Regions from separate parts of the Homo sapiens genome. Here region 1 is linked to region 2. The links are chromatin loops, found by intact Hi-C in ENCODE. Cell type or tissue: IMR-90. All regions are shown on one strand.

What was found. Hi-C counts contacts between places; a loop is a spot of excess contacts. Peaks named below come from ENCODE experiments on the same cell type or tissue, not always from the same donor. Only the 100,000 strongest peaks of a DNase experiment are listed, where the experiment ranks them.
Region 1: a loop joins it to region 2, with 7 times the contacts of the local background. A loop is called at or near these places in 24 of 110 quality-filtered maps.

Annotation. Positions count from the first base shown.
Region 1 is chr1:63,612,785-63,620,784 of GRCh38, reverse strand. The region is part of intron 1 of PGM1 (phosphoglucomutase 1); the gene reads right to left. Among named protein-coding and RNA genes, the nearest start is that of PGM1, 23 kb to the right of the region's middle. In IMR-90, a CTCF peak has its summit at 4,766 (motif pointing left); a DNase peak (open chromatin) is centred at 4,764.
Region 2 is chr1:63,916,242-63,924,241 of GRCh38, reverse strand. All of the region lies in intron 1 of ROR1 (receptor tyrosine kinase like orphan receptor 1), which reads right to left. Among named protein-coding and RNA genes, the nearest start is that of ROR1, 150 kb to the right of the region's middle. RefSeq lists a silencer at 6,111-6,180. In IMR-90, CTCF peaks have their summits at 3,250 (motif pointing left) and 6,159 (motif pointing right); a DNase peak (open chromatin) is centred at 3,391; H3K27ac peaks cover 623 bases; H3K27me3 peaks cover 213 bases.

The DNA.
Region 1 (8,000 bases), 300 kb after region 2:
AGACAAGGAACTTTCATACTGGTCTTGGGTCCAATCAATTTCACAATGGCAGAGTTATGAACCCCTTCGCTCCCAGCCTTGCAAAGACTCCAGCTTCCATTTGCATCAGCAGTGATACCTTCCCAGTAGAGCATAGCAGAAACCGTAGACTTACCAATCCTTTATTCACTCTTTCTTTTCTATGTTTCTTTAAAAAATATTTAATGGACAGTTAATAATGGTGTCCCAGGCCCCATGTGAGGGCTGGCCTGAATGGGTTCACCTCTTCACACCAAGAATTCTTTCTTAGCTAATGTCCCAGGAGTGGGCATAAGGGATGAGCCTGATAACCCTATTTCCAGGCATAAGCACTAGAAAGAAAGGCAGAAATTTGGCTTAAAGCAGCAGGGTTAATCAGACACTCCAGCCCAAGGCCCTATGCTTGTGATGGCTGCAGGTGCCTGTTCCAGAGGGCTTGAAGTGTTTGTCCCCAAGAGTGGAAAACGGTTATTCATTTCTCCAGCCACCAGTAACTAAGCAGGTAGTAAATGCTCAGCCCCAGGCAAGGCACTACATTCTAACGGGAAGGGCACAGGTTCAGCAGCCAGATACAACTAGGGCTCAAATCTTTCACTGTAAAATGTATGAGAGGTACAATCTAGAGCAAGTTACTTAACTCATCTGAGCCTATAAAATGGGGATAGCTCTGAAGTTTGTTCAGAAAACTGAAAACAGGTCACATGTGAAAACACCCAGTACTGTGCCTGGTATAAGGTAGATTATCGGTCATTGTCAGCCCCCTTGTCCTTCTGAGCCTCAATTTCTTCATGAAATAATACCTCTCTCCCAAGGTTTTTGCGAAGATTGCCTCAGTTAATGTCTAGGAAAGCCTTTATGAACTGGAAAATGATGTAAAGATACAATTTTTTTTCTCACATTCTGAGTGGGGTTGGAGATAGAAACAAAGGTGGATGGGCCTCTGTTCTCAAAAAAGTTCACATCAGAAAGGAGCCATCATAGCGGGATGGCCTTGGTGCTATCCTGAAGGTGTGTTTACAGAGCTGCGGCTCTGAAGAGGTTGCAGTGACAGGGATGAGACTGGAGAAATAGTTGGGGCAAGTCTATGGAGCCTTGTGAACCGTGCTAAACTTTATTTTGAAAGTGCTGGGGAACTATGGAAATTTGTAAGCAAAAAGAATATAAACCAATATGTTTTTGGAAAGTTGACTGGCTGGCAGTGATGCCTTGAATGGCTTGGAGAAATAAGAGTGGAAAAAGATTAACCAAGGCTTGCAAAAAGGGTCCCATCCTTAGCTGGGGTGGCTTTGAGGGTCCCAGTCAATGTGATCTTGTCCAGCACTGTTCCTCTGCCAGCTTTCTACACACAACTTCAACTCTGAGTTCTTGGCCCAGTTTGAGCACTGCTTTTGTTTTTTTCCTCTCCTACTGTGAAGATACTCCTTGAACAACCTCTTTCCTCTGACCCTTTTTCCATACTGTGCTTTCTACTCATCTCCTCTCTTCTCTGAGAACTGTCCCCCAACTATTCCATGAGAGTGAAGGCCTGAGGCCAGGTGTCTACTCCAGGACCCTGACTCCAGGCCATGAGCAAATGGGGTAGACCCCTGACTAAAGCTGGACCACTCATGTTTTCTCTCCTTGGAATCTAGAATTGGGACTCAAAAGTGTACTAGCCAGATTAGGTTAGCCCTTGAACCAGAAAGACAGGTAAACTTATGAGCTGTGGGGCAAGAACAGTTGAGGCATGAGAATATCCACAGAACTGCTGCTGACAGCCTGACAATATGTGAGAGTCCGTGACAGCTATGCAGGATCCAACTCGGGATCATTCATACATCTCTAAGAGTTGTGGATCTGATGTACGGGAAGAATCAGAAAAGAATTCGAAATAGTATCAAGCAGAAAATAGGTTAGATGAATCTTCTCACGTAGGTAGGGCTTGCAGATTCATCAGACCTGAGAATCGGGAACAGGGGCTGGGAACACAAGCCACTGGAGAATCCCTTTTGGCGCTGGTATTCTGGACTCGGTGCCTCCACATCCAGACCCTTGGCCGAGCCACACCTCACCCAGCTGGTGTCACCCCAATTCAACTGGAAAGGTAACCCCTCATCACTTGAGGTGAGAGAATGGTTTTTTAAGTAGGCATTTTAAAACATACTCTCTTAAAATTAAGTGTACAGATGATGAAATATATCACATAGGATACAAATAATAAAATGAACATAGTATTAATATTTTTGGAGTAAGGGGGGGAAAACTAGGTATATTTGGCATTTGAAATACATTTAAGAAATGTGGGATATTAGTTTATCTAAAGATTAGCCTTGTGGTTCCAGTTTATAATTAAGTGCAGGTTGTGTTACTTATTTAGACAGGATTTTAAGTTTAAGGAGGTATGAGAAGAATTTTATGAGAAGAATTTTATCAAAATTATAAACATTAGTGGAACATTCCAGAAAACTTGGACTGTATTATATTTATAAGTTTAAGTCATCACATGCAGACAGTATACTATAGTACTTGAGGGAATGGCCTCTAAAGCCAAAGTGACAGGGTCTGAACCCTTATTCTACCAGTTACTAGTAATATGATCTTGGACAAGTTACTTAACCTCTTTGTGCTTCCATTTCCTCATCTGTCAAGATGGAGATAATGATAGCAGCTCTACTTTACTTGTTGTAGTCAAGTTTGAATGAAGCAATTTACAGATAGTTCTGAAACCAGGGTGGCTATAGTATGCCCTGTACAAGGATCTGCTGTTATTATTTGATTACATGAGAACAACTTGAATACTTGAAAAGTTTTCCTTATTAGACAAGGAATTTTAAAAGAAAACAAATATTTGACTTAAAAATTTGAAATATTCATAGGTGCTTGATTAAATGAGTTTGTAAAAAAAAAACCACACACACTGAGAAACCTAATTTCCATTGACAAATGGGTCAGCAGAGAGAGAGGAAAATGAAACAGATGTGCTGAGACAACCAGGAGACGCTGCCTGGGTTCCTCTTGTTTCAGGGTCTTTTTTTTTTTTTTTTTTTTTTTTTTTTTGTGGGGAGGCAGAGTCACTCTGTCTCCCAGGCTGGAGTGCAGTTGTGCAATCTCTGCAACCTCTGCCTTCCAGGTTCAAGCAATTCTCGTGCCTCAGCCTCCTGAGTTCTCGTGCCTCAGCCTCAATCCCACCTGAGCTGGGATTACAGGTGTGTGCCACCATGCCCTGCTAATTTTGGTAATTTTAATAGAGACAGGGTTTCACTGTGTTGGACAGGCTGGTCTCGAACTCCTCATCTCAAGCGATCTGCCCGCCTGGCCTCCCAAAATGTGTCTCAGGGTCTTGAAGTCCATCTGCCCCACCACTGCCTGTGGCTGCAGGAGACGCCCCTCTCTCTGTGTGCAGTCCTTGTGTGTCAGGCCTCATAGGGGCTCACTGAACCCTAATTGGGCTTCTGCTACTTATAGCTGCTTACATCTCTTTACAGGGCTGACCAGGGCTCCGTAGTACCTGGGTCCTGTTTGCCAGCTGTGAGCCAGGCCTCACCTGCTGTCCAGTACAGGCAAGAAAAGGAAGAGAGAACACTTCCTCCCCTTCTCCTTTGAGCTCCCTCAGTCCACAGCAAGGAGACAGGCCGAGTACCATTTTCTGACTAGGGGACCGTGGGCAAGGGATGTAGGCTCTTTGTGCCTCTATTTTCTCACCTTTGAAACAGGGATTGAAAGTGGTAGCTACTGCATAGATTTGTTGTATTAAGAGACAGGAGTTTACAAATGTAAAGAGCTTAGCACCAGCTGGTTCTAGTGCTTTGCAAGCCCTGCGTAAGTATTAGCCTTTAGCACTGCTCTGAATCTGAAAACAAGCAGGCGTGTTTCATACCCAACAATTGGGACGGGCCATTGGCTATGTGCATTTTAGTAGAGTTAGGAAATGTTCTCTAAAGAAAAGGAGAAATTACATTAAAATTGGAAGAAGGTACAAGGTCAGAAGAATTACAAGGGCCAGATGGCTTAGAGCTCTACAGAATCCCATGTTCACAGAGACTCCTGAAGTAGATTTTGAAAATAAAAACAAACATAACAGCTGCCTCTGCCTCAGAGAGTGTACAACCTTTAGCACGCGTCAGTTGGCTGTCCATCTGTTCACCCATCCATCTACCCAATATGTCCTATATAGACCGATGTGTTGTATTCATTTCACCAGGCACTGTACACCTCAGGAAGACTCAAGTTGCCAAGAAACTTTTGGTGCAGAAGGAGAGATAGATAAGCCAACAAATCATTTTAAAATGGAGTAAAAAGTACTCATCTGGGAGCCTACAAGAGAGCTATGAGCACTCACAGGGCAGACAAGAAGCCATGGAAGGCATTCTCCATCTGCATAATTGCCATTCTGAACCCATGTGGTTACGTCTGAAAACAATCTCCTCAATTTGAAGATGTGCAAGGCTTAGGAACCCCTTTTCATAAGTAAGGCACGTGTGAAGGAGTCTCCTGTTTTATCAGAAATGACCCATATTCAAACATTTTGACCTATAAAAACAGCCATTTATGTGGTTCATATAACATTTTTCTATGTCTTTTATTTCCTTTTTGGAGAATTCTCAAGACAATTTGAATTTCAATCCCTTAAGAATATTCACTTGGCGCTAACAGAAGAACTTTCCCCATTCTAACTTACCAGGAGCACAATTATTAAAATTCTTTGGTAAAAAGAGAACCAGTTAAGGAATCGCTTTATTTTCAAATCATTCATGGTCATATGTTGCCCTCTTGTGGTGGAAAATGGAAAAACAAGCAAGATTGCCAGCAGCCTCGTAAGGGGCAGTGCTTCACTCACCTCTGCCCAGAGCAGCCTTGCACAACTCTATGGGCTCCCTTCACCAAGATCACAAGGGAAATTGTGCCCCTTTAAGTTTTGTGGCAGGCAGTGGTTGGCCCTCCATCAAATAATTAAAATATGGTGGGACTCTGGGGCTTTTAAGAAGAGGAGAGAACTCCTGACCTCAAGTGATCCGCCTGGCCAACATGGTAAAACCCCGTCTCTACTAAAAATACAAAATTAGCCAGGCATGGTGGCAGGGCCTATAATCCCAGCTACTCAGGAGGCTGAGGCAGGAGAATCGCTGGAACCCGGGAGGCGGAGATTGCAGTGAGTCGAGATCGCGCCACTGCACTCCAGCCTGGGCAACAGAGTAAGGCTCTGTCTCAAAAAAAAAAAAAAAAAAAAAAAAAAAAAAGAAGAAGAAGAAGAGGAGAGAAATGGTGAGGTTATTTTCTGTCTGTCTCATTATTAAGATCATTTTCAATTATATGGTCTGGCCAAAATAGGATGTCCGGCTGTAAAGGACATGAAAGAAGGTGGCCACAAAGAGGGAACATCCTTTTCGATGGGGTCCTTGTAAGCCAGAGTTTCCATAAAATGCAGAGAGTGAAGCCTCCTTTAGAAGGTTCTGAAAGTAAATGAGGAAAGGTATGTGTGAAATGCTTCTCACAATGCCTGGCCATATAGTAGACACTCAATAAATGTTATCCAAACTACTAAAAACAGAAAGGGTATTGATAAGGACTGATCACATCCTTCTAACACATCCCCTGATCTCGAAAGCAGGTAAGCCTAGGTAGGAGGGCATAGATGCAATGGGTTTATCTGTGGATAAATACTGATTAAACATCTCCAATGGTCCAGGCACTGGAGGAATGGGACAGGTAGCAGAAGGAGGATTTAAAGAATCAAGTACAGTCCCTGCTGTAACCACTGGGCTCTGGAGTCAAACAGGCCTGAGCCTGAATCCTTGCTTTGCTCGAACCTTCTAGTGGTATATGGCCTTTCTGGCCTCAGTTTCTTTATTTGTAAAATAGTAAGGACAATGATGCCTGCTCAAAGGTAGTAGAAGATAAATTCAGTAGGCCACAATGTGCTGGGTCATGTTTCAAATGCATTACAAGCATTAACTTATTTAATCTTCACAACAACTGTATAGGGGCTTATTATTCTCAGCCCTTATCCTAGGGATAAGGAAAATGGGGGATACAGAGATTATGTCATCTGTCCGAGGTCAGGTAGATTGTGGAGATGGGCTTTGATTTAGTGAACTGTCTGTATATCATTCATTTTACATATAGATTTGATTCAGCCAACCCAAGTTAGAAGGCTTGCTCTAAGAAGACACCAGGTCATACGCAGTCTGTCTCCAGAGCCCAGACATGTAACTATCATGCTACCTTGCCTTGTAATGTAATATGCAGCCAGGTGAACAGCAAAGACTCAATAAACAAGAGCTTTTAAAGCATGTGGGTAAATGTGGGCATCTGTGGGAATTCCTTAGATGGGCAGTGGCTCATGGGGGCAGCAGCAAGGCATTCTCTCTTGGCCTCAATCAAGGCTTCAGTGAGAGCAAGGCTTTAGGGATATAAAAAGTTGGACTTTCCTTAAAAAGTTTAGGAACCCCTAGACTGTAGCGCTACATAACTATTAAAAAGGGTCTTGAGGAATAGAGCACAGTGGAAATCCAGGTTCAAATTCCAACTCTTGATACTTTTTAGTATCTTGGAGATCTTGGGCGAATCACTTAGCTTCTATTTCTGCATCTGTAAAACAGAAGTCTAAATACCAATCAATTAAGAGTTGTTGAAAAGACTATATGAGATCATGTAAAGTGCTCAGCACAGTGAATATCATTACATGTAGGTTTTCATGCAGGCTTAATAACAACTCAGTGGTGTAGGTATTCTCACTATTCCCATTTTACTGATAAGGAAACTGAGGATTAAAGAAGTTACACGAGTTGCTCCAGGACTCACAATAAATTGGAAAGGCAGGCTTCAACACCAGTTTTAAAGCCAAAGCTCACGTTTCTCATCATTGGGCTATGTATGGCTCCTTTGGATGATCAAATTTGTTTAAACTTGAAGAAAATTAAGAGGAAATAGATCCCAAGTGACTCCCAAAGGGCTACTGCCCAAGTGCAAAGTATATGTGCTTTGGTGTCTGTACAAAACCCACCTGCATTTGGTGGACAGAGTATAGATGTCATGGTTGAATGGTGCACTACTCCCGCCCCCTCCAAAAAAAAAAAAAAAAAAAGATACATTGAAGTCTTAACCCAGGAACCTGGGGATGTGACCTTATTTGGAAATAGGGTCTTTGCAGATGTAATCAAGTTACAATGAGAGCATACTGGATTAGGGTGGCCCTAAATTCAATGACAGGATTTAGGAGAGGGAAATTTGGAGACAGAGACAGAAGAGATACATAGGGAAGAATGCCACGTGAAGACAGAGGTAGAGATTGAAGTTACACTGCACCAGGGATTGCTAGCCACCACCAGAAGCTAGGAAGAGGCAAGGAAAGAGTCTCCCCTAGAGCCTTCAGAGGGAGCATGGTCCTGCTGTCACCTCGATTTCAGACTTCTAAGCTGCCAGAAGTGCAAGAGAATAAATATCCATTGTTTTAAGCCACACAGTTTGTTACAGCAGATAGCAGCCCTAGGAAACTGCTAAGTGCTTAAAAAAAAAAAAAAAAAAAAAAGATAAGCCAACTCCTTTTGCAGCAGAGTGGCTGGTCTGAGTGACAGGCAGTCTGGGTAGACTATTCCTCTACCCTGCCCCCCAACCCCCTACACCTTTTCTTTGCCTCAGAGTGTTTGGTTTCTAGCATTAAGTAACCCTGCATGGGCCATGCTCCATATACACAAACAAGCTTCCTCCTTTGCTCTGTGGTATGGAGAGACTGCATCTCACTCATTTTTAACCTCAGTACCTGGAATGGGGTTGGGCACATACAGATAGTCAATAAATGTGTGAGTGACTAAAATATTTAAGTGAGAGCATCAAACGACCCCTGTAATTAGTGTTTCTGAGCAAGGAGGCGAGTTTTCAGGCAGGAGTCAGGAGTGGTTTCCCTTCCTGAGACCAACCTCAAATAGAAAATTACTCCCCTAATCACAGACAACTTCCCAAAGCACAAGGTGTCTACAACAGAGGGCACTCTGCCTGGAACTGGC
Region 2 (8,000 bases):
ATGAGAAAACTTCAAGTAGTGCTGAGTACATGAAGAAAATTAAAACACTGTAATGTGTTAGAAAGTCACTGGGGGAGAGAATGTGGTGAGTTTCTACGGAGAGGTCAGGTGGTTCTCTAAATGAAAACCTAAACCCATGCTATCTGCATCTGGAATAACCTGCACAAAGTGAACTGTTAACCAGATACCAGAGGTTGCTAGCTTTATAGTCTTATGAAATGGAAGAACCCCGTGTTTAGAGCTACAAAATTTCCAGCTATGCAAAGATCTTGGAGAATAGCATTCCAGGCAAAGGGGACAAACAGCACATGCAAAGGTCCTCAGGCCCCCTGGTTTTGGTGCATCCAAGGAAGAAAAAGAAGGCCGTCATGACCGAGGCACAGTGAGCTGGGTATCGAGGGGCATCCAGTGGAGGTGGGTAAGTGGGCAGGGACCACAGCAGGTGGCAGTTTGCAGGGTAAGGGGTACAGATTGATTCAAAGTGCAATTGGAAACCGCTGAAGAGTTTTACAAAAGCGAATGAATGATCTGGTTTATATTTTAATAAAATCACTCTAGATGCTCTGTCAAGTGGGAGTACAAGCAGAAGACCAGGTAAGAAGCTAGTATAGTAATCTAGGCTAGAGGTGAAGCTGATTTAGACTAAGGTGGTAGCTAGACACAATATAGATAGGCTTAAGGCATAATTTAGAAGTGTCAGAATTTGTGATGACTTCTGAGAGGAGAGGGAAAGAGAAAAATTAAGGATGATGTAATCCAGAAGAAAGTAAGCTACAACAATCCTCTTTGCCTGGGTACCTACTGTGATCTGGCACCACTGGCTCAATTAACCCTCACAACTCAGAGAACGGAGTACTATCCTTATTCCCACTTGCAGGTGAAAAACTGAGACTCAAAGACATTGAGTAACCAGCCCAAACCAACAGGACCTTGCGTCTCCAGTGTCAATCACCTTTTCAAGATTCCACATGGCCTGGGATCCTGTTCCAGAGTTACAAGGAAGTTTGCAGAAAGTTTTGGGGGGGAACCCAGCACTCTGTGGGTATATTAAATGCTTTCTGAGCCAAGAGGGGCTGAAGTGCCACGCTGGGAAGCCCAAGGGCAGGTGTCACACGCAATCTGTTTTACATCAGTCGCCCAGGGTTATTTCAGCCCCGTGATCTCACATGCCCCGTGACATGATGGGATGTGACAGGGCCAACCCAGGAGGCCCTACCAACAGCACAGGAAGCTGGCAGTTGTTTTCATTATTACTATCATTAGAATCAAGTAGCTCTTTTCCACTGAGAGCCACTGCTAATTTCTTAGCCGGATGGTCACTAACACTGGTTAATCCATGTAATACAGGGGAATATGGAAACAACCCTCAGAGTTGGAGCTGGAAAAACCAAGACTAAAGTCCACTTAGTCCTAAACACTTGGAATAGTTAGGCTGTGTATAAGTCTCTTAACCCTCTAAGTCTCTAGTTTCCTCTTCTCTAAAATATGGGTAACAAAACCATCAACATCACAGCACTACATGAGGATTACCTGGATAAGCTGTGTTAAAGCTCATCATCATCATCATCAATACTAAAAAGAAAAAGCCTGCTGTCTTCAGTTGCCGCTCTCCTCTATTCCTAGGAAAAGTGAGCTGTAGAACTCTTTATGAAATTCTGCAAATTAAGAATTCAAAGAATTCTGGAACAATTCTCCAATTCTGTTGCAAAGAGACGGATGTTTGGCACAAAATCCTGGGCTTCGACATAAACTCATGCTATCTACCTCTGGAATAACCTGCACAAAGTGAACTGTTAACCAGATACCAGAGGTTGCTAACTTTATAGTCTTATGAAAAGGAGAGAATCACGTGTTTTGACCTACTAAATTGAAAAGACTTACCTTTTACAAAGAGAAACAAAACCAAACCCCAGGCAAGTGAGCCTGTCTGAGCTTTAGGTGCCTCATCTATGAAATTGGAACAATTTCATAATTCAGACTACCTTCCTCCTAGGAGTGTTGTGAAGATTAAGTAAAATAACTCACATAAAATACTCAGTAAATGTTATGTCCCTCACTTCCACTCCCCAGCCCAGAGACTTTCTTTATTCTTAATGGGTTCAGTGCAAGAAGGACAAGCTGTGATAGTCTAGGGGTTTCTATTGGTAAAGAAAAGGCTGAAGTGGGCTGCTCTGAAACAGCATGAAGCCAGAAGCTCTATGCATCTCCTGAATACAGAATAGGCTGAGAAGCATAACAAGCCCTCAGAGAGACATAAACCAAAGTGGGAGCTCCTGAGATACCCCCTCTTTCCTGCCTACTGCTGAAGACAGACTCTATATTTTTTAATTATAAAAATGCACATTTGCAGTGTTTCTTTGGTTTTCCCAAGAGCTTTTGTGCATCCTGTCTCACTTCTGCAGTCCTGGGTGGGCAGAGCAGATGTTTACCAGTCTGCTTTGTAGATGAGGATATCGGGACACTGAAAGGCTCAGTGATTAAACTAGGTCACATAGCAAGTCTGTAAATGAGCCCTGATGAGAACACAGGTTTCCTGACTTCTAGCCTCCCACCCCACCCGCCCCACCCCACTCTCTCTGCCGCACCTTATCAGTCATGTTCCTAGGATAGCGTACATTCTTCCTTTAACTTTAAGGTGTGTTAGCATTGTAAACCGTGCCATTGGGCCTTAAGGTTCCAAGCTCTTAGATTCCTTTGGTGCACATGGTAGCGACAACAACCATAATGATCATGTTAAACTGGGGCCTGGGGCCAAATCCAGGCCTACTGCCTCTTCTGGTGTGAAAGTGACAATATGTTCCTGTCTTATCCTGCTTGTATTTCCTCTGCCATTTACTTGGTTCTCTAAGATCTTGCTACTTCAAGAGGTCACCTGGATGTGCAGCGTCGCCACCCCCATGAGCTTGTTAGAAATGCAAACTCGCAGGCTCCACCACAGCACTTTCAAATCGGAATCTGCATTTTACCATGATTCCCAGGCGATCCAAACGCACGCTGAATTTAATAAGCACTGCCCTGAAGAACTCAAAATGTGTTCAATAAACCGTCAACACAGAACATGGAAGGTGATAAAACACCCATACTGGCAGTTCAGAGGTGATTACCGAGTTACTTCGATTGTCCTTTAATCATGGTGTCTGGCACACAGTAAGCACTACATAAACATTTTTAGAACTAATTGCTGATTCATTATTTAATAATTTAGTCCGTTTGTAGGGTCTGTTCATCACCCTTCTCTCCTACTGCTCCCTCTTCTGGAGAGTTAAATGAATTTGGACATGTAAAGCACTGAGAACAGTGTCTCCCACAGAGTAAATGCCCAACAAGTGTCCAACATTCTTACTAACAGGCCATGAAGGTAGCTGCCTTCCTAACTGACCACTTTGGCTGTAAGAAGGAATGTGTAACACGGGCCACCTTGGGGCTTTGTGGGAATGCCACTTGGTTAAAGGAATGCAAACTTATCTTAAGAAATAGACACTCTGAAGCATACTTTGTAATGCATAAAAAAATTATTCCAGTGGATTCCAGGGAAATGATTAAGTGTCCAGGAGAGGTGGGCTGACAGATTATCAGTGTTGGTATGTAAACTATGTTTGGCAGAGTAGCGAAAAGCAAAGCACTTCCTCATATCTGTATCTGCCTCTCGTCTTGCTTTTGATTTGAAGATAAGAGACTCTGGAGTAATGAATCATGGTGGTGGAGAATGGCGTGATGGACAGGCCTCCTGAATCCGGTCAGACAGACACTTCTGTTTCAAAGGTAGCCTTAAGCATTAATGAGCCTTCACTTGCTAACCACTCCACCCTCTTGCCTTGTTCTTTGCCACTACACTGACTTTGCTCTTACCATTAAACCATACCTATGAGACGCCTTCCTGCTATTCTTTCCTTACCCATCCTTTGAAAAACCAGCTCAAATAAATCCCTCCTCCCATCACCAGTGCTTCAGCCTGAGGTCTTTCCTTCCTCACTTATTTGGCAGCTGGGTGCTGTTTTGTTGTTTAATTTTTTTTCCATTTAATTTTCCAAGTTACACCAAATATTCCACCAAAGCAGGGATTGCATCTGATATTTCTTTGAACTTTCCCATCCTGCCCAACAATGTTTCTCACACTGAACAGGGTCTTGGCATTTATGGGTTTACTGAGCTATTTTTACAAACAGATAAAAGAAAGACAGGAGATTACAGATGGATTTCCCATCACTTTTAATAAAAATAACTGCATTTCTATAACATGAGAAACAAAAGCAGCTTTCAGCATTTTCAGCTGCATTTAAGCTACATTTATTTTGCCTCTGCTAAGCGGATATTTGGTAGTTTTCCCGGATAGTTGAACCACCTTATTTTCTGCTGATTCCTATTACTATCAGATCATAAGAAGGCATATTCTGAGACGAAGCTTTAAGTTATAGATCACTGTGCATCGCTAATAATTAGTCAATACTCAATAAGTGCTGACAGCTGTGCTAAATGCTTTAGGTGCATTAATCATGACAGCATGATGACGGCGGCACTATTATGATCCCCAATTGAACAAAGAAACAGGCTCTGGAAGAGTAATTTACTCAAGGTCAGAAAGACAGGAAGTAGCAAGGCCAATGGAAACCAATATCTCGTCTTCCAAAAGAACCCAGATGCTTACCCATTATGCTCTGCTGTCTCTGTGTAAGTTTCCTCTATCTTGCTGAAACAATAAAAAGATTATCTAATAAATTAATATAGTTATCTAGTGCAAAAAAAAAAAAAAAAAGCCAATTCAATGAACACTGCTCATAGGAAAACTCTACCTTTAGGGGAATTCAGCCCAGGCTATAAAACACATTCTCTGGGCTGATTTTTGGCATAAAATGTCAAGGACAAAATAAATTTTTTGCTGATTAAAAGAAAAACCTCTCGGTAGCGGCCATTAAATTTTACAGCTGAAGAAAGAGGGCATTCATCGGCATTGGCTCTTTTTGGTCCTTAATCATAATGCCTAAGCTCCTATTAGTTTTAGAAAAACAAAAAGGAATTTTTTTCTCAATGTGTCAATATAATGCACTCCTTCCCAAAACAATGTTAAATAAAAATGAGGCATTTTTTTAAAATGCTTGAAGAGAACCAGTCCTACCCTTTGACCCTGTGCATTGAACCATCATTTCAAAGATGTTTCAAAGCATTTTAGTCCTGTTATTTACCCTCTAGATATTCCTGTCTTTTGGAAGATTTGTCAGTTTTTTAGAAAATCTCAAGATATGCATTAACATTCATTAATACTGAACTTTCAAGGCTAACTGGTTTTATTTGCTTAGCAAACTTATCTTTTTAAAAAGATGAATGGTTAAAGGTATTTCCTCATGCTGGTCATTGTCTCGCGGAGACAGCACTGCCCACCGATTTTGGGACCCAGATGAGGTCTCAGGACACTCTTCAGAGCCTAGGGCTAGCTATGGAACTGTTCCACGCACTCAGCCTCATGCCTCACTACTTGTGTGGGCAGCATTTGGCCCTCTCTCTATTTACACAAACTCCCTAACGGTCTCTGGCACCACTGACGTCTCAGAGGGAGGCACAGTATATAGAGTGTTTCACAAGAAAATTTTTAAACAAAAGGAATTAAAGAAAAGCCCTGTTTAATAGTAAGTTTTTACCAAGCTCCTAAATTCTCGAGAGCATGTGAAATATTAACTTTCCCCAAATGGGAGCACAGAGCTTGCCTTGTTTCAATTCATAGTGTTGGGTCACAAACGCTCTAGAGAGTACCACGCCCCGTTCTTAAGAACCTACTGAGATTCTTCATAAAGAGTGGTTTAAAAAGCAAAGGGTCTGGGCTCAGACAGACCTGCGTTCAAATTCTGGTTTTGACACTTTCCAAGTCTCAGGTACTTCATCTATAAGGTGGAGATCATAGTGGTAACTACTTCATTGCTTTGTTGTGAGATTCCTGTCGTATGATGTGCTGCTCATACCAAGCATTCAGTGCGTCGTGCTGGGTGGAATATAGTCAGCCTTCCACTATTCTGACTCAGGGAGGGACGCTTTGGCAGAAAGTACAACATGGTGAATCTCTAACATAAATTCCTAAAACTTCTCCTGTTCCAGGCACCCAAACGCAATCTGGGTCTAGCTTGGTTTACGGCAGGTGCCGGGGCACCCGAGTCAGGGCTAACAACAAGCATGGCCTCAAGGGGGCACTAGACAAGAGTCTGCGAGATGGCAGGTAGTGGTGACTCCTCACTTTGGAACAACAGTTGTCTCCCCAGAGCTGGCTTTCTCATCCTCTCTGCCCATCACTAGGATGGGAGAGCAGCATTAAGAAATTAGCCACCACCCTACTGCCTTCAGAAGCTCCTAGATAATCCCAAGACAGCCATTTTGCTCACCCACATCACTGAGCCTGCAGAGGCCCTGTCATTATGCCACGTGCTTTCCACAAAACAACATTTGCCTCCACCAGGGGCAGGTGGCAACTCCTTAACTGTCCAATACTTTCCCCTCTACCAACCACAGTCATTTCCTGTGGCCAGGGCTCTCCCCACGTGGTCTGCAGCTCCATCTGCCACATCTCCATTTTCCTGGACAGTCACTCTTGATTTCTCATCATATACTCCTTTTGGATAAAGTAAAATGCTGATTGAGAAGCAAAAATGATTTAATTTTTTATAATTTTGCATCGGTTTCCATGAAACAATAGATCATACAAATCTGATTTGAGTCTAGCAATAGGGGATTGGTTGAATAAAATGATGGCAAATTAAATTTAGTGGATGCTTAATCCTGTTTACCATACTATTAAGGGAAAATCATATTATTTTATAGAATAGAAAAAAAATTTTAAAGTATATGCCAAAAAATGGAAAGTGGCTTTTCTTTGGTTGTAGAACTGTGATTGCTTTTTTTCTTCCTGTTTGCTTATTTGCATCTTCTGATGTATCTGTGATACATTTAATAATTAATTTCTTAAACAAATACCCTTTGAGTACCTGCCAGGTGTCAGGCTTAGACTGAGTGCCAGAATTACCCTCATGGAATTCACAGTCCAGTGGAAGAGGAGACATTCATCAGGTAATCACACAAATGTATAATTATAAACTGGGACAGGAGCCACAGGGAAAGTATGGTGCCCAGTGACCAATGTAAGAGGTCACCTGATGTCTTCTGCTGTGAGGTTGGGTTCAGGGACAGTGTCCGTAAAGAAATAATATGTAATGTTGACTTAAGGAAAGAAGAATTGAAAGCTGAAGGGGAAGGGAGCAGAAGGGCTCACACGCAGAGGACAGCAAAGGCCCTGAGGCTGGACCCTGCACAGTAACAGTCTAGGAACTGAAAGTAGGCCTGAGCAACTGCAGAGAGAATGGTGAGACTTGAGCAAAAGGTAGGCCAGGGCTTTATAGGAGAAATTGAGGGTTTTGCTCTTTACCCTTAATGCAGTGAGTAACTTCAATGCAGGAGAGTAAAATGATCCACTTTAGCCATGAGATCACTGGCACCCTGGGCCACTGTCTCACTTCCCCCTACTCTGTCAATAGCCAAGGAGTCTCAGATGCAGGCCAGGTGGAAGCAGAGGTCTCACATCAGGAGGTGGGACCTTTGAGCTGATCAGAGCACTATGTTGTCTCTAAGGACTGTTCAGGAACAAAGTGTACAGTCTATGCCTGGGCAAAGGCAAATTACACTGGCACAATGTTCAAAACTCTATTTTATCTCAAAACCTGTAACCAGTGCTTCAGAGAACAAATGGCAGGTGTATTTACATTAAACATGAAACTCATTCAATCTTGTATTTGTGAAGCATGGGGCTCTTTTATTCCTGGTTTCACAGGGGTTTTGTAGTCTGTTATCTCCTATTACCATGTTATTAGGCTTTTCCTCAATCCCTACCACTCCCTTAACCCCTACTCCTTTCAAACTTTCTCCACAAGTATGTGCCACTTGGTTTTCCACCTTGATGAGCCCTTCTTGAGAAGGCGCCTGGCCCGATGAATGCTCTTTGTATCCTCTTGCCTTCAACAATGGTA